Regions from separate parts of the Homo sapiens genome. Here region 1 is linked to region 2. Evidence: read pairs that join two places in POLR2A ChIA-PET (ENCODE). Cell type or tissue: PC-9. All regions are shown on one strand. Each heading gives the region's core, and the rest is flanking DNA. Links, peaks and the distances in the headings are about the cores only. Region 1 has its middle 100 kb from the start of BCL2L14. Region 2 overlaps LINC01252 (long intergenic non-protein coding RNA 1252).

The links. Peaks named below come from ENCODE experiments on the same cell type or tissue, not always from the same donor. Only the 100,000 strongest peaks of a DNase experiment are listed, where the experiment ranks them.
Region 1: POLR2A ChIA-PET joins it to region 2 with 5 read pairs; 3 of 35 experiments call an interaction of 5 or more read pairs at or near these places.

Annotation. Positions count from the first base shown.
Region 1 is chr12:11,962,051-11,971,335 of GRCh38, forward strand. No RefSeq gene overlaps it. Among named protein-coding and RNA genes, the nearest start is that of BCL2L14, 100 kb to the right of the region's middle. In PC-9, for the core only: no CTCF peak of the experiment used is centred there; no DNase peak of the experiment used is centred there.
Region 2 is chr12:11,555,800-11,565,084 of GRCh38, forward strand. LINC01252 (long intergenic non-protein coding RNA 1252) reads left to right here. Exons shown (of 8, transcript NR_033890.1): 6 at 1-1,417; 7 at 3,492-3,583; 8 at 7,902-8,604. LOC124902877 (a long non-coding RNA gene) reads right to left here and starts at 404. Exons shown (of 3, transcript XR_007063210.1): 1 at 317-404; 2 at 1-173. In PC-9, for the core only: no CTCF peak of the experiment used is centred there; a DNase peak (open chromatin) is centred at 5,392; H3K27ac peaks cover 566 bases.

The DNA of each region.
Region 1 (9,285 bases), core at 610-8,609, 410 kb after region 2:
AAATATGGCCCAATGCATGTATCAAGCTCTCATCCATCCAATTAATTCCTCCTTCTCTTATAGAGAAGAGCAACCAAGGCCCGGCATGATGGCTCATGCCTGTAATCCCAGCATTTTGGGAGGCTAAGGCAGGAAGATCACTTGAGCCCAGGAGTTTGAGATCAGCCTGACCTACATAGCGAAACCCTGTCTCTACTAAAAATACAAAAATTAGCCAGGCGTGGTGACACATATCTGTAACCCCAGGTACTTGGGAGGCTGAGGCAGGAGAATCACTTGAACCCAGGAGGCGGAGGTTGCAGTGAGCCAAGATCATGCCACTGCACTCCAGCCTGGGCGACAGAGGGAGACCTTGTCTCAAAAAAAAAAAAAAAAAAAAAAAGCAGCAACCAAGTGTTAGGAACTGAACTGTGTCCCTCAGAAGTTCATATGTTGGGCCAGGCACTGTGGCTCATGCCTGTAATCCCAGCACTTTGGGAGGCCAAGGTGGGTGGATCACCTGAGGTCGGGAGTTCGAGACCATCCTGACCAACATGGAGAAACCCCATCTCTACCAAAAATACAAAATTAGCTGGTCGTGGTGGCGCATGTCTGTAATCCCAGCTACTCGGGAGGCTGAGGTAGGAGAATCGCTTGAACCCAGGACGCAGAGGTTGCAGTGAGCCGAGATCACGCCATTGACTCCAGCCTGGGCAACAGGAGCCAAACTCCATCTCAAAAAAAAAAAGTTAGTATGTTGAAGTCCTAAATTCCAGTGTGACTGTGTTCGAAGATAGGGACTTTATGGAGGGACTTAAGGTTAAATGAAGCCATGATGATGGGACCCTAATGTGATAGAACCAGGGCAGATCACTTGAGCCCTTGTAAGAAGAGGAAAAGACACCAGAGCTCGCTTCCCACCTGCCGCAGAAGAAAGGACCAAGCGAGGAAACCGTCAGAAGGTGATCATCTGCAAGCCACAGGAGAAACCAGCCCTGCCCACACCGTGACCCTGGACTTCCAGCCTCCAGAACTGTGAGAAAATGCATTTCTGTTGTTTAAGCCACCCAGTGTGCTATTTTGTTACAACAGCCCAAACCAACTCAAACACATAGCATAGCAGTTCCTCAAAAAAGTGGCAATGTTAGTGGAAGTTTCTTCCTTTATGGGTTGAAGCAGAACATGGGGAGAGAAGAGTTCCCCATTGTAGGTAGATTCTTAAAATAATTCAATGCTGTAATTATAACAGATAAGAATGTAGGCTAAAACTAAATTTAAACAGGAAGTTACTTATTTACCTCTAGCTATGAGTTCAATATATTATCTTATTCTTGGAAAAGAAAGAAATGAAATAAAGCCTTGAACAGAGGAAACAGTAAAGAAATAAATCTGCATGGAAGAAAATGGAAAAAGTAAATGAAGTTGGAAGTTGTTAAGTACCAGTATTCTTTAAATTATTTACATGAATTCAGATGTGTAAATCCTCATTGAAGGCAGGAACATTTGTAAAGTATTTACTGGACGCCATTTGTAAAGTCCTTTACTGGACGTATTCAGGGGGCTGAACTAAGTGTGGAAGCTATTAATAAAATAAAAGGTAATATTGATCGTGCCTTTAGAAACTTCTATTTTAGAATGCAAATACTAATAATACCCGCTGAGAATTTAGAGACTATCCCTTATCTCCAGAGGCACTAGCCGCCCTGCAAAGGTTAGGGAGCTCAACAGAAGACCAAAGGGGCTAACAGCAAGATGGAGCAGGAGAGAACCCATTTACCTGGCAGGTGTGAGAAGAGTCAAGGTGTTTCTAAGCACACAGCTGAAAATGGAAAACAGGTGGGTGCTCCTGAGCAGGGGTTGGGGGCCAGAAACAAAGAGGGGCACCCATCAGCACTGTGTTGACAGGGGGGATGAAATTTCAGAGAGATCATCTGGGCCCAAACCCACAGAGCCGAAGGGCCCGGAACACGGGTAACGGGTGAATGTATTCAGTCGGGCCTCCTGCCGCTTGTGGACCTGCTGAGGCCTTTGACGCCACATAAACCAAAATGAGCTGAGGCTTGGAGACTGGGTGGAAGCACTTGGGAATCTCATTTGACCTGTGGATTTTACTGATGGGAAAAAGGAGAAGATGCTCAGAGTGGTGGTCAGCTGCTCTGCCCACATGGGCCACCCAAGAGCACCCACAACCCGCCCTTACACCATGTCCATAGAAAGGGAGTGGTTTTTGGGTTCAGAGGAGAAAGATATCACTTCCTTCTGGGAGCAGGCGTCGGGTAGAGAAAGGGATCAGGCAGGTCTCAGGTTACGCAACAAGAAAGCTCAAACCACCTCTGTCAAACTCCCTCTGATTCTCCTTCATCCTCCTGTTCCAGAGCTTGGTGACTAGGATGCTCCTCTGTGTCCTGTGCAATCTCACAGGCCTTGAGCTTGTTCCCCGGGAGTAACCTCTGCAGAAGCAGGAAATGCCCTCTAGTCAGCTCTTCCGAATGTGAGAAATGAAAGCCTTACCAAAGGAAAGCTGAGGAAACGTGTTCTTCCTTCCTTCCTCCCATCCTTCCTCCCTCTCTTCCTTCCCTCCATCTTTTTTTTTTTTTTTTTTTTTTTTTTTTTTGAGACAGGGTCTTGCTCTGTCACCAGGGCTGGAAAACAGTGGCACCATCATGGCTAACTGCAGCCTTGACCTCCCAGGCTCAAAGAATCCTCCAACCTCAGCCTCGCAAGTAGCTAGGACTATAGGCATGTGCCACCACACCTAGCTAATTTTAAAATAAAATATTGTACAGACACAAGGTCTCACTTTGTTACCCAGGCTGGTCTTGAACTTCTGAGCGCAAGGGATCCTCCCACCTTAGCCTCCCAAGTAGCTGGGATTACAAGTGTGCGCCACCATGCCTGACTAATCTTTGTATTTTTAGTAGAGATGGGGTTTTGCCATGTTGCCCAGGCTGGTCTTGCATTCCTGGCCCCAAGTGATCCTCCTGCCTCGGCCTCCCAAAGTGCTGGGATTACAGGCATGAGCCACCACACCCAGCCTCCGTCCCTTCTTTCTTTATCTTTTCTTCCTTCCATTCTTCTTCTATCTTTCCTTCTCTCCCACCCTTCCTCCTTTCCTCCCTTTCTTTTTTCCTTTCTTCCATCTTTTATTCCTTCCTTCCTCACTTTCTCCCTCTATTGTTTACCATTTATTGAGCCGGTCAGCCCTTTGCCAAAGATCACAGAATGCATATAAAGATATGTTCTAGATCATGATTTTGCAGTGCTTACAACCTTAGGGGGAAAAAAAAAACGGATGATGAGTTAAAAATTAAACCAGCCGGTGAGGGGCCACTAGCTTCACTGAGGCAAAGAACCTCGAAGCATGATTCCATTTCCACAGATGGGGCCGCAGGAGAATATTCTGAGCCCAGCACAGAGGCCCAGATACACTGTGTTCTTCTGGGAGTCCAAATCCAGCCCTGAGAGCCCTGTGTAGGAGGGGGCTACGGCTCAGTGGAGGTTTCCTCTGCCTTTAAAATAGTTCTGGGATGTGATTTTTTGCCTTGAGTTACTAAGCTGAAAAAACAAGCCAGAAATACCTATTTTGCTCAAAATAGCCCAGTCCTCCCTTATGCCAGGTTCTCGGAAGCTGCCTTGGGTGCCTCTGCCCCACACAAACTCCCAGCACCGCCCACCTTGGTGACTGATGATGTGGGCAGAGGGGAGCAGAATGGGAAGCAGCAGCTTGGCTTCTCTGCCTGGCCTCTCTGTGCTCTTTTGTTTTGTGTTTTTGAGACAGAGCCTCACTCCGTCACCCAGGCTGGAGTACAGTGGTGTGATCTCAACTCACTGCAACTTCTACCTCCCGGGTTCAAGTGATTCTCATGCCTGAGCCTCCCAAGTAGCTGGGATTACAGGCACGCACCACCACGCCTGGCTAATTTTTGTATTTTTAGGAGAGACGGGGTTTCACCATGTTGGCCAGGCTGGTCTTGAACTCCTCACCTCAAGTGATCCGCCCGCCTCGGCCTCTCAAAGTGCTGGGATTACAGGCGTGAGCCACCACTCCAGGCCAGTGACTTTTTGAATTACAGTTTTTTCCAGATCCTGAAGTCTCCCATTCCTGCTCAGTCTCTACCCTCTACTCATCATAGTTCCTGTTTTTTGAGTACTAGATACTTTGTATATATTTTTTAACTTGTCTTTAATTATTGTCCTATTTACAGATGAAAAAACTGAAGATCAGAGAGGTTGTATAACTTGCCTAAGGTCATAAAACTACTTAATGATGAAAATTTAAAACCAAGTCTGTCTGACTCTGTAGCCATGGTTCTCACTGTCTGGTCCCTGGACCAGCTGTATCAGCACCTCCTGGGAACTCATCAGAGACCTAATGAGTCAGAAATTTGGGGGGTCAGGTGGAGCCATCTGTGTCCTGGCAAGCCTCAAGGTGATTCTACTGGACACTCCCAACCAAGAACCACTGTTCCAGCACGTTCCCTTCATCTCCACGCCATGCTGCGTCTCCAACTTCCTGCTCTCCAAAGGCAAAACTCACCATGAGGGAATCATCCAGAAATAAAGTTGATTTTCACTTCTCCCTGCAGATGCTCCCAGGGAGTTAAAGGTGACTCTTCACTCCAGACTCTAAATTTGACCCCCTTTCAGGCGGCCACCCCAGGTTCATTATCACACCAATCAGCCAACTGTTTTGAGTAGAAATCTCCTTTCCCACCCTGTAAGGAATTCCAGGACACCGTCTATGAAGAGGGAAATCATAACTTGGCTATTTGTTCAGGACACCCCTACCCTCTTCCAGACCAGCAGCTCATTGAGACACCTGCCCTCGAGATACCACTTGACTACTGCCGCCAGTCGACAATTATTGATCAAGTACTGTGTCAGGTCCTCTGCTAGGCCGTTTGAGACATGTTATCTCAATTAATCCTTACAACAACCCAAGAGGTAGACATGATTATTAGCCCATTTCAAAAACAAGAAAACTGAGGCACAGATTATTTGCCTAACTTCACTAGCTAATAAATTACTGAGATGAGACTTAAACTCAGTTTGTCTCAAGAACCCCATGGTCTTATCCAGTATGCCCTATTGCCTGTTACGGGCCTTTGTCAAACAAGTCTTCTCTCTTGGTGCACTCCAGGCCAACTTTCTGTGTTCCAGCTTGAGAGTCCTCTTTGCAGCCATGTGAATCCAGTGTCTTCCTCTCGTTAATCCTCTAGGACACCTCTGCCCAGCTTTCTTCCATCCCCCCGCACCTGGCCATTTCCCTCTGGAGCTGTTTCCTACTAGCTGGGCTCTCACCTCCCAGACACTTTTCCTTCCTTTAGACCAGCTTCATCTCCTCTATGTGCTGCTCAGCATGGAATAAATTCTATCTTTTTCCAATTCCCAATTTCTAAGGCAGGTTTTTTTTTTTTTTTAATCTTACCATCTCTGCTTTGACCAGACACTTGGTACAACTTCAAACATTGTCGCCTGTGGTTTGGCTGCCTAACAAGGAGCTCTTGGCCCGCTTCGAAGCCAGCCTTCTTGAAGCCTGCCCTCACATTTAGCGCCCTTAATATAGACTCTGTCTACCACAGATCAGCGTGTACTGAGAAGATAGATCGGAATCAGGGAGGAGGCTATTTCATTGCCTGGTGGTGGAACCAATACTCAGTCTGGTGATATAAACTGAAAAATGCAAAAGTGGGGAAGGCAAGGTGAAGAGCGAAGGCAGCTTCTCAGACTTGGCTCGTGAGTTCATAGTAAGGCATCTCCAACAAGAGTCTTGCAGCGGCCTCCTGGAGGGTCCCTTCCATCCACAGTGATTGGGGCACAGGCTGGCTCAACCATAAAGGCAAACAGGAAACTCTGCCAGCAAAGGAAAAAGGAAGCTCTCAGATTCCTGTTCCAAGCAGCCTTCTGGGAAGGACTTTATCTTGGGGGAAAGTTTTACTAAAGGAAATTTGACCTGAAGTTGCAAGTTTCCTTTGTTGAGAAAAGCAAATAACATGAAAGGGGAGAAAAGCAACAAGATGAAAGATTGGTCATCACAGATGCAGATCTAATCTCTGCCATAATATAAACTGGAAGAACCTAGAACCCTGGGAGGTGAGAGTGGCAGGCGGTGGGGGGGTGACATGAGCAGAAACAACAGACAAGACGAGGCTGACCTCCCACAGGGGCAGCGAGGGCCCTGGCTGACCAGAGAACAGGACGAAATAAGGCTTTCCAGGGCAGGTTAGAGTCCTTTAGTATCAGGATGCAGTGTTTATAATCTCATGGGCCATGGAGAATTCTGTGCTCTAAGCATCTGGGAAATGAGATAATCAAAGCATATAAATAATACCAGTCAACTTTTTTAAAAAACGGTCAGTATTTTTAAACACATATTAAAATCTTCTTGAGCCCTTTGCACATATTAACTAATTTAAACCTCACAACAACCCTATGAAATACATAACCAATATTATCACTTCCCTTTATAGGAGCACAGAAAGGTTAAGCACCTTGTTCAAGGTCACACAGTTTGTAAGGCTCAAAAGCAGGATTTGAACGCAGGCCATCTGGTACTAACGTCACTCCTCTTAACCACCATACCTGACTGCAAAGCAGTCTCTAAAATTAACGAAGTGTGATATGGTTTGGATGCTTTGTTTCCTCCAAATCTCATGCTGAAATGTGACCTCCCATGGTGGTGGAGGTGGGGCCCGGTGGTAAGGACAGACCTCCCATGAATGGCCTGGTGCCCTCCTCGTGGTAATGAGTTCTTGCTCTGCGGTCACAGGCAATCTGGTTGTTTCAAAGAGTGTGGCACCTTCCTAGCCCTCTCTCATCATAGGAGGTACTGGCTCCCTCTTCACCTTCCTCCATAATCGAAAGCTTCCTGAGGCCTCACCAGCAGCAGATCCCAGCACTATGCTTCGCGTACGAACTGCAGAACTGTGAGCCAAAATAAAACCTCTTTTCTTTATAAATCCCCCAATCTCAGATATTCCTTTATAGCAATGCAAAAACAGACTAACTCAAGTGTATCTTCTTCGCTCTGTTCTTTAAGAAGTTTGGCAACTCTTGGGATGGTAAAAGAGGATAGCAGAAAGAAAACTGGGTTGGAATCCTAACTCTATGATTGAAGAAGGGGAGCTGGGACCTTGAACCTCATAAGGTGATTATAAGTAATGAGATAATATGCGTCTCTGGCACATAGTAGATGCTCAGTAAATCATTACACTAGCTCATATTCATTGATGTTTATCAAGGGCTAAGTATGTGCTAGGCCCTAGACATAAATCTCCTGAATTGAATTCAACCAGATTAGATCGATTTTACACTCCTGCTTCGTTTCAGGGCATGAGGAATGCTGAGAGTCAGCCTCTTGGGGAAGTTCTCAAAACTTCAACTCAATTTGTGTAGTAGTTGTGCACAATTCAGGTGAGGTGCTCATATTTCCTCTTAGTCATATTTTAATAAATGAAATATATTCTATAGTTTACAATCATAAAACAACTTTCTTTCTTCTGTTGTCCCTTCAAACCTTCTCTTTAAGAGGTTCTTTCTCTGCCCCTAGTTGAGATTTCAGACAAGGCAGGTGGCTTTCTGAGTCATTCCCGGACACAAGGGTCATTTTCAGTCGCAGGCACCACCTCATTTGAGTATTTTAAGTAGCCAGGCTATGGTAATAATACAAACCCTGAGCTTTTATTTATATTGGAGAGTCTCCCCTCTTACAGTAGGGCAAGACTGCAGATGGTGATTGTTTGCCAGTAGCCAGGCAGGGCTGTGTGGCCAATGTCCTCCCCATCTCCCCCACTGACCCTCCTCGCACACTCCCCAGCTGCCGCTTCTGAGCCATTCAGGATCAGACTCAGGGCAGTGGGTATTAGAGGAAAAGAGCAGCAGTCTTACATGATGGGGACGCTCAGAACCTGGTGCTGGTGCCCGCTGAGCCTGGCAGATATGCAAAGCTGACCCTTTTGTGAAAGACACTGCAGGTTGTCCTGGGAACCTCCAACTCAGTTAACATAACACAAACGTGACCGTATGTCCACTTTGCAGGGACAGTTCCAGTGGAATTCTGTTGCCTCAGCTATCTGTTAGTAGGCAGCTATTTGAGAAAGGATTCTTTCTCAAAAGTATCTCCAGTTAGGTGATAAGTTATAGAGCATCCTACTTAAAACAGATGAGGCTTCTCTGGAGGCACAAAGTTCAGCTTCCCCCCAGAGATCTCCTCACACTGGTCACCGCATCTGTCCAGGGGGGTCTATGGACAGAGTCCCTTCAGGAAGGCTCCGGGCTGTCTGCCTCCCGCATGGCTCAATCTATATCCATGGATAATGGATGCCTTTCCTCACCATTGTCTAGGAAACTGCAGCTCACACCTACTGCAACTCACTCTCCCTCCCTCTCTTTTTGCAGTTCTTCCTTCTCAGGCCTATCTTACTGTCACTTCTCAGTCTTCATATTCCTCCCACTCCCAGTAGTATACGGAAGCCCCCTAAAGCCCCTCTCACTTGGCTTACAGTGAGGGGAAGTGTCCCTCACTCCTCTGCTCTACGAGCCTTCTAACACGTGCCTCCAAAGGAATCTGCACTCTTGGCTGTTTTTTGTTTTTGTTTTTGTTTTTTTTGAGACAGTGTCTCTTGTTCTGTTTCCCAGGCTAGAGTGCAGTGGCACAATCATAGCTCACTGCAGCCTCAACCTCCTGGGCTCAAGCAATCCTCCCACCAAAGCCTCCCAAATAGCTGGGACTAATTTTTTATTTATGCAGACAAGTGTCCCACTGTGTTACCCTGGCTAGTCTTGAACTCCTAGGTGCAGGTGATCCTCCCACCTTAGCCTCCCAAACTGCTGGGATTACAGGCATGAGTGGCCACGCCCAGTCTCAACTCTCTTTAAAGGTTGGAGGTGGGTGACTATTAGTCTTAGCAGGCCTGGTTTTATCATTTCTTAGCATGTCATGAATAACAGTTCCTCTTCATATTCTTTATAATGTGGTGTCAGTTAATACCTATTGTAATATTTTCTGAGTTTAAGGATTCTGCCCATCACGTGAAGGACCTCTTCAAGGAGAACTACAAAGCACTGCTCAACGAAATAAAAGAGGATACAAACAAATGGAAGAACATTCCCTGCTCCTGGGTAGGAAGAATCAGTATCGTGAAAATGGCCATACTGCCCAAGGTAATTTATAGATTCAGTGCCATCCCCATCAAGCTACCAATGACTTTCTTCACAGAACCAAAAAAGAGGCTGCATTGCCAAGTCAATCCTAAGCTGAAAGAACAAAGCTGGAGGCATCACGCTACCTGACTTCAAACTATACTA
Region 2 (9,285 bases), core at 913-8,912:
GTTTTCTTGAAAAGAGGTAGTGCAGATAGTGAATCCACTGAGCCACATAGGGTGGGAGTTTGCTTTAAGTGCTTTTCTTCTTGCCCACAAACTAGCGTAGGCTGTGACTGGCTCCAGCTGATCCTTATCAAGGCAGCTAGTTCTGAGGGCTTGGTTAAGAAGCTCTTCGTTTACTTAAGGGAGCAAAGAGAAGACACGTGAATTGGAAAAGGATATCTAAAATGTCCCCTAAGGCTTCATAAAGTTGACATCTTTCGTCATGACTTCTACAGTTCAGGAAACCAGGTAGCAGTAAACAATTATGAACTCTACTCACTCGCCCTATCACTTTCACATCAAACTGGGGGTACTGTCCTTTGAACAGAAGACTCATGAGGAAAGCGCAGATTCCTTCCAGGTGGGAAGAAAGCTTTGTCCCTGCTCCATGTCTGCTGATCTGCAGGAAGCAGAGAGAGCAGGGCTGTTCGACTCCGTTTCCCTAATGATGTCCCAGCCTCTTTCAGTTCTGTGAGCAAAACCAAGGCTGGGTTTGTTAGCACAGCCTGTGACAGAGCCTGGGCAGGTCCTTGTATTCTGGCAAAGGCTGAACCAAAGAGCAGTCTCATTGCACTATTTACTTTCTTTTTGTTATACTCTCTCTGGCTCAGCACAATCAGTGCAGTCCGATGCTGCAGAAGACAGACTGTTCCCTCTCTCTTCCCACAGTGTTTCTCGTCTACCTTTTGCCCTTATTCAATAGTGGGAAGAAATTTCTTCTTGACCTCAGCAATCCTTTCTGACAATTACCATATGCCTCAAGAGACCTGGGAAGCTTCGCCCTGTCTGGCACAGGGAGACAATTCCTATCCAGAATAAAACTGAAAGCTTTCAAAAAAAAAAAAAAAAGAAGAAGAAGAAAAGAAAGAAAGAAAGAAAGAGAAAAAGAAAGAAAGGAAAGAAAGAAAGACTGTAATAAGTTACCTTGTCTCTGGGAGATTCTGTAACAATGAATTGCACAGGCTAATTATCCCCTCTATTAAAAAGTTTTTAAAAGGTTCCTCTTCATCATTTAGAGTATGTTGCCTTGGCACCGGCCTGGAGAGGGTTAGCACAGGAGCCAGGCTGAGTTTAATTAAAGAATTTCCGTGTGTCAGCAGCAGGAGACTTTGATTAAAGTGAGAAGCAGCCAAGATTCCGGGAAGCGCGTCTTTCTCCTGTCTCCTCCCCAAGATGTGCGGGTGTCCTTCCCCCAACACCATGGAAGAAGGGGTCCAGGAAGAAAATGTCACACTTGCCTGTGACCCCCACCTGGTCTGCAGAAAGGCAGAGAAGACCTGCTTATGGAGGAAAAAGACGGCCTCTGTCTGGAGCTTCTATGAATTACATAACGAATAAGTGATTTCACTACAAAGCAGTGAAATTTTTAAAAGTTAACCAGGTAGCCCTTTTTTATTCTAATTCATAGAAAATACTTTTATTTGTTGAGTTAGCTACAAGGTTTTACTTGCTTAATTTTTGTAAAGTTGTTTATTTTGTGAATAAGAAACTTATGGTCCAAGGGTATATAGTGAAAAGTCAGTCTTCCTTCCATCTCATTGCCCTGGCCACCCAGTTACAATTTTCTTGTATACCCTTGCAAATATATTTTACTCCTTTATAGGCTTAAGTGTCTGTGTGTGTGTGTCTCTCTGTGTGGTGTGTGTGTGTGTGTGTGTGTGTGTGTATTTATTATCTGAAATTCAAATTTACTTATGTATCCTATGTTTGATCTGGCAACCCTATACTAGCTGTAACCCTGTACTAAGCCCTCTCAGAGGGCACAGATAGGAGCTACATATATTAACCCATATATATACACATATCTATTATGATTTATATATATGGTTAAATATGAGTTCATACTCATATTTCTGACTCTAATCCAGTATCACAGGGTTCCTTCTAGCCTTCTGCCTTTGCTTATCTATAACTTCTCTCTCCAACAGTGAAAAACCTGACCCCCACTATCCACTTTTATTTCCTTATTTGCCCATTATTACTTAACGGTGCATGTAAAGCTGTTTCAGCATAGGTAATACCGCCCCACCCCAACCCGATGAGAAAGAGACTTGCCAGTTGGAACACAGTGCTTATGTCCAGTTCCTTTGGCCTTTAGCCTTACAATTATAAGTCAAAGCAGCACCTGCAAGATTATTTTGGTTTGCACCTTTTCCCAACCCCTTCAGGGATGTTATGTGTACAGTTACATTCATTCATGAAAGTCTGCAGTCCCCACCATCCTGGTTGATATTTTTTTGATTGTATACATTAGCGTTCCCTCTTTGTGATGTACAGTTCTATGGATTTTGACAAATGCAGAGCCATTTATCCACAACTCAGTATCATACAGAATTGTTCCTACCCCCCACCCCCTCCCCACCTCTGCCTTTTGGAGACAGAATCTTTCTCTGCCACCCAGGTCGGAATGCAGTGGTGCGATCATAGCTCACTGCAGTCTCAAACTCCTGGGCTCAAGCAATACTTTTACCTCAACCTCCTGAGTAACTGGGACTACAGGTATGTGCACACATGCCCAGCTAATTTTTTTACTTTTTGTAAACATGGGATCTTGCTATTTTTCCCAGGCTGGTCTTGAACTCCTGGCTCAAGCGATCCTCCCACCTCGGCCTCCCAAAGTGCTGGGATTATAGGTGTGTGCCACCACACCCAGCCCAGAACAGTTCTGTCACCCTAAAAATTCCCCCCATGAATTATCTCTGCAGTTAATGTACAGTTAATCTACCCTCTTCCTACTGCCACCAACCCCTGGCATCTGTTTTCCATCCCCATAGTGTAGCTGCTTCTAAAATGTCATATGAATGGATTTATACAATGTGTGCACCCTTTGGAGTCTGGCTTCCTTCAATTAGCAAAATTCACGTAAGACTGACCCACATCATTGTGTGAATCAAGAGTTTATTCTTTTTTTCACAGCAGAATAGTACTCCATTATATGAATGTACCATGGCCAGGAATTGTGGCTCATGCCTGTAATTCCAACTGTTTGGGAGGCCAAGGTGGGAGGATCGCTTGAGCCCAGGAGCTTGAGACCAGCCTGGGCAACATAGGAGACCCCGTCTCCATGAAAAAAAAAAAAAAAATTAAAAAAAACATTAGCCAAGCATGGTGGTGCATACCTGTAGTCCCAGCTACTCTGAAGGCTGAGATGGAAGGATCGCTTGAGCCCAGGAGTTTGAAGCTGCAGTGAGCTATGAACATGCCACTACCCTCCAGCCTGGGCAAGAAAGTGAGACCCTATCTCAAAACAAAGCAAAACAAAAATTACCACAATTTTTTTATCCACTCACCTGTGGAAAGACATTTTGGTTGCTTCTAGATTTTGGAGATTATGAATAAAGTTGCTATAAACATTTGCATACAGGTTTTTGTGTGAACGTGAGCTTTCAGTTTACTTAGGTAAAGATCTAGGAATATGATTGTTGGGAAGTTTTGTGTTTTTGTCTTTCCTACAGTGGCAGAAGTGTCAGGACAGTCTGCACGGGCAAGAATGATACCTAAATCACTACTCAGGCACAGGAGAGAGCAGGACTGGCATGGCTGGCAGGTATGGACCTCCATGAACCCCATTAAACAGGAAGGGGCAATAAGCAACCTTCTGGTTTAAGAGTCACAAAGTTAATCTTCCAGGTGAGGGTCACCTTGCTAAAGATAATACATAAACAAAGTCACATGTCTTGAATCACAGTTACCACTCTGGAGGAAACATAGCAATTTAACATAACATTGCCAACATTGCCTATTCTGCTTCCCTTTCTAGGCACCTGATTAGTGGAGGTGGCAGAGCAGGAATCTGATTCAGAGTTTAGTTTGCTCTAATAATTTAAATAATATTTTAGAAATTTCCCAGTCATAATGTAGCCTTGGGCAAAGGGGTGAGAAGCCTCTAGTCTTATGATGGTCCTTGACCTATGCTGGTTGGCATCAGCTTCTCTCTAGAGTGATGAGCCTTGCTCACTTGGTCACCAGTCCTCTGTAAGGATCTGATGCTGAGATCTGTGGCTGGTGAGCTTGTGATCTGTTCTTTTACAGATGAGGAAACTGCAGCCTAGAGAGTTTGAGTGACTTGCTTAACATTTCTCTGAGGAAATTTAACAGTACTCAAGGTCTCTCCTAAGGAAAATAGTAGTTGAGTGTGGGAGAAGGTGGAAATAACGTGTTTCCATGAGATAAGCAAGAAGAGCAAAGACTAGTTGGAGAAGATGGATAATTGATTGAATATCATAGAGAGTCCTGGAAAGAATGGTAAATGTCAACCAATTCAAATAGTTTTAACAGATGAAGAAACAAGACCAGAGAGGTTACATGCCTTATCCAGGGTCACACAGATAGTCAATGTCAGAGAGAGAACTTAGACTCCTGGTTTCTCACTCGTAGCGCTTAACTTTTCTCATTTCTCACTGTAAAAACATCTCAAATAGTCTGCCCTTTATTTAAAAAGAGATGAAGTGAGCATCTGTAGAAGCCCAGAAGGTTTTAGAACATAAAGCAGATAGAAGATCAATTTCCTCTCTGACAATGATTCCTTGCAAAGAGTTGGGATTATTTTGGTTCAATTAAAATTACTATGCTCCTTTTATGAGAAATATATTAAGAAAGGAGATAAATTGGTACCACATGAGTAAAAAAAAAATTGGTGCTTTTCCTCCATCTGTTCATTCTTTTGTGGGAAGACACAAACACCCGGTTCCTACTGACTGATAATCATGAAAAGTGCTAAATAAGAAGTATAAAAGGGATTGAGAATTTAAGGAAAAGAGAATTTAAGAATATTTTGCAGGCATTAGATCCTTGTTAAAAATCTATATTCTTGACTTTAAAAGGACTTTACTAGTTGGAAATGATGAAAATCATTGAAAAGGATTCTAATTAAAGATACGTCTGTCTTACAGAAGATTTTAAAATAGATTAGCTTAATTATGGCCAAATGTATTTATTTCTACCCTTTAATATTGATACTGTGGTTTTTGTTTAATGTCTGTACACAGCTTTTACGTTGTATAGTCTATTTATATCCTATAGATCTACCTCTATGGTTTTCTTTCTTTTTTTGGTGGGGGGAGAGTATCCTCCTTTGTCACCCAAGCTGGAATGCAGTGGCTCAATCATTACCCACTGTAACCTCAAACTCCTGGGCTCAAGTGATCCTCCCACCTCAGCCTCCTGAGTAGCTGTGACTACAGGTGTGCATCACTATACACTCAGCTAGGTTTTTAAATGTTTCGTAGAGACAGAGTCCAGCTATGTTGCCCAGCCTGGTCTCAAACTGCTGGCCTCAAGCAATCCTCTCGCCTTGGCCTCCCAAAGTGCTGGGATTACAGCACTGTGTGAGTCACAGTGCCCAGCCTACCTCTGTGGTTTTCTTGAGGATGATTTTATCTTCCCATTGAAATCTTTCTCATGTCTTGCTTCACCTAATTTAGTGACTTTATGTAATCATTAGGTTAATCATCATCTCATCTAAGGTGACCAGCAAGCCCTGAAGAAGTGGAAAATGAAAGAACATGGTCTCAACATTTAAAAACCTAACACATTTAATGTATTCATTAAAATATGTGTTGGTGCATTCCCTCAGCCAGACATATTTATTGAGAAAATATTAGGGACTAACTGTTATGCTAGAAATTGAAAATATCCTAATAATAGACCTTAAAAGTCTACTAAGAAAGGCTTACCAAGAAAACAAAATAAGAGACTGATGTCTAATATAAGAAATATGGTCAAGGAATGTAAAACATGGTTGGGAGTCAAGGAATGCTTCTTAAAATAAAGGGAAAAAGCCTTCAATTTTGAGTTATATTCTTCATCTTCAATGTGACTTCCAAGATTCATTGGTTTGTTTTCACTAAGAAAATAGTTACTTAGTAACTATAGACACTATTTGGGCCATTAAAAAAAGTAAACACTAGATTGCATGTTTTGGTTTTGGATGGTGAAGCATGTCTCAGAATGTAAACCTATTTTCTTCACTTTTCATTGCTCTGTGGGATGACAAACTTTAATGAACAGATGAGACTCATTGGAAACTAGTTATTGTCTATGGCCATACCACTCTGAATGTGCTGGATCTTGTCTGAAAACTAATAATTAATGAGTAGAGAAACAGGGGTGCTGTTAAGGTGTTTAAAAATCCTTAAAAGCCCTCACATAAGTCAAACATGCCCCTAGTCATTTTGTTTATGCTATGAATTCACCTGGCAAATTGTTTCATACGTAATTCAGAGGTAAGTTTCAGATCAGCTTATGTAGAAACAATTGCAAATGAATGGAACTGAATTTCTGAGGTTTTATTTTGTTTTACTTTTTGAGACAGACTCTCGCTCTGTTGCCCAGGCTCGGCTTACTGCAAGCTCTGCCTCCTGGGTTCAAGCGATTCTCCTGCCTCAACCTCCCGAGTAGCTGGGATTACAGGTGCGTGCCACCACACCCGGCTAATTTTTGTGCTTTTAGTAGAGACGGAGTTTCACCACGTTGGCCAGGCTGGTCTCAAACTCCTGACCTCAAGTGATCCGCCTGCCTCGGCCTCTCAAAGTTATGGGATTACATAGTTACAGGCATGACCCACTGCACCTGGCCTGAAATTTTATTTTAAATAGAAAGATATTAATAGCATTTGGTATCCCATCTTTGTTCATATTCGGTCTCGCATGCTGTACATCAACCAAAATGTGTTGTGTAATTTGTTCATTTTTATTTCTGGTCATATATACTCACTCTAACTTTTGATGATACAAATAACAAAGCTTTTTCTTCTTCAAATTAGAGAGAAAAAGGAAAAAATTATCAAAGATAAAAGGGCCCCAGGAAAAACACCAAAATATTAATAATGGTTACCTCGAACTGTGAGACTATGGGCGATTTTACTGTTTTGTATAATTTTTGTATTTCCCAAGTGCTCTATAGTTAGCACACCTTGCTTCTTTAAGAAAACTTGAAATAAAATTATAAAATACTTGAATGCATCATTCTAGTAGATTTAGCCTAAAATGTTAATTTTAAGAGCATAGTACTTAAGGAGTAGCGAGGGCATGGTGGCTCATGCCTGTAATCCCAGCCAGCACTTTGGGAGGATGAGGTGGGAGGATTGCTTGAGGCCAGGAGCTTGAGACCAGCCTGGGCAACATAGCAAAACCCCATCTCTACAAAATTGTACAAAATTAGCCAGGCATAGTGTTGTACACTTGTACTCCCAACTACTTGGGAGACTGAGGTGAGAGTATCCTCCAGTGCAGTTGGAGCCCAGGAGTTTGAGGCTGCAGTGAGCTATGATCATGCCACTGAACTCTTGCCTGGGTGACAAAATGAGACCCTGTCAAAAAGAAAAAAAAAAAAAGAGAGAAGCTGAGTCATAATGGCAGAGCACTGTGTCGAGAGCCACAAATGTCCACTCTTAAAGAGCAAGATAATGGACTGATAGAGCTGCTTCTTATCAGAATAGCTGGGCTCAGGGAGACCTGTGTGTCCCGTTCCTCAGCTTGTGGCTGATGACATTATTTTATTCTGTTCCTGCTTTCATATGTTCTTACAACATTAACCATAAACTGAGGCAACTTCAAGATGTATCTGTTCCTTGCAACCTAAAAGAAGCTGCCTGGCATAAACAAATGTATAGGTTATATAATAAAATCAAAACTAACAACAACAAAACACTGATAAATAGTCTAGAAGGTACATTTTGTCTGTGTTTTAAATTATTTTCTAAGGATTGGGTACTGGACTTAAAATGGACAGACCAAAGAGATAAGAACTTTTCTAATCCTGCCAAAGAGTTTTTCATAAATTGCTTTGATTACTATTTAGTGGATTGTTATTTTGGTATGATTTTTTATTTTTTAATTTCTTATTTTGTGAATTTTCTATTTCAGTTCTCTATGTAGCAGGCGCTGTACTTTGGCCAAGCCAATCTCCATTTGCAACATGTTTCTCCCTTACTTGACTCCACTATAGAGAGAGTAAAAGCTAAATTTTGATGTTCCACCCCCACCCCCTTATTGATATGAGAAATAAGTCTTCTGGTGCATTCCTCTCCAATTTCTGTCTTCTTTCCACTTGAGCTGCCAGGAGATGCAACAGTCGTTTTGAAACCAAAAAGATAAAAACTGCATACTAAGAATGCATGAACCTAAAGATTTACAGAGCCTGGGACACTGGGGATACTTGGAGTCAATGTATCAGCCTTGGACTGATTCCCATGGGACTTCTTATTACCCAAGTGAAACAGTCCTTCCTTTCATCTGTTAAGCCACTATGGTATGTTTTGCTGGTTCTCGTAGCCAAATACAGTTTTGACTGCTATACCCATTTTTTTCTTATGGATGTTCATGACTTCTTTTATATTGTGGATTGTATTGTGAATATGTATCTTATTTGTTGCAAATATTTTCTCAGTCTTTTTGTCCTTTAATTTAAGATATTATTCAATGCTTGTAAGGTTTTTATGTTTATGCTGTTATATATATCCATTTTTTCTGATTTATTCAATTGAAAAATTGAGAAACGTAATTGATAATTTTGAACATTATCGAAGAAGACATCAATAAAACAAAACATAGTCTAGCAATTACAAAACAGAAAAACAGCAATGAAGTTTTGTTTGGTTTGGTTTGGTTTTTTGAGACAGGGTCTTGCTCTGTTGCCCAGGCTGGAGATCAGTGGCGTGAACACAGCTCACTGCAACCTTGACCTCCTGGGATCAAGCTATCCTCCCGCTTCGGCCTCCCGTGTAGCCAGGCCTACAGGCGTGAGCCATGACACCTGGCTAATTTTTAAACTTTTTGTAGAAATGGAGATCTCATGTTGCCAAAGCTGATCTTAAATTCCTGGGCTCAAGTAGTCCTCCCGCCTCAGCCTCCCAAACTGCTAGGGCTTCAGGTATGAGCCACCATACCCAGACACAGTGAAATATAAAAATATATATTACATATAATGTATTATAGTAAAATATGTAACAATAATAATAATGAAAATGGGTTGAACTTCTTAAACTTCGCTATTAAAAGACAGTGGTTCTCAAGCTGGTTAAATACACACCCTTGCACTTACAAGCATATACACACACAGTCTATGTAGGTTATAAAACATACTCAAACCAAAATAAGCATAAACATTGAAAGCAAAATGATAAGCAAAGATATACCAAGAAATTAAAATAAAAAGAAAGCAGGAATTAACATCTGACAAAGTATAACTTAAGGTAGAAAATGAAAAGTAGGGTAAAAATCTCCACTTTATTGATAAAGCTGTGCTGTA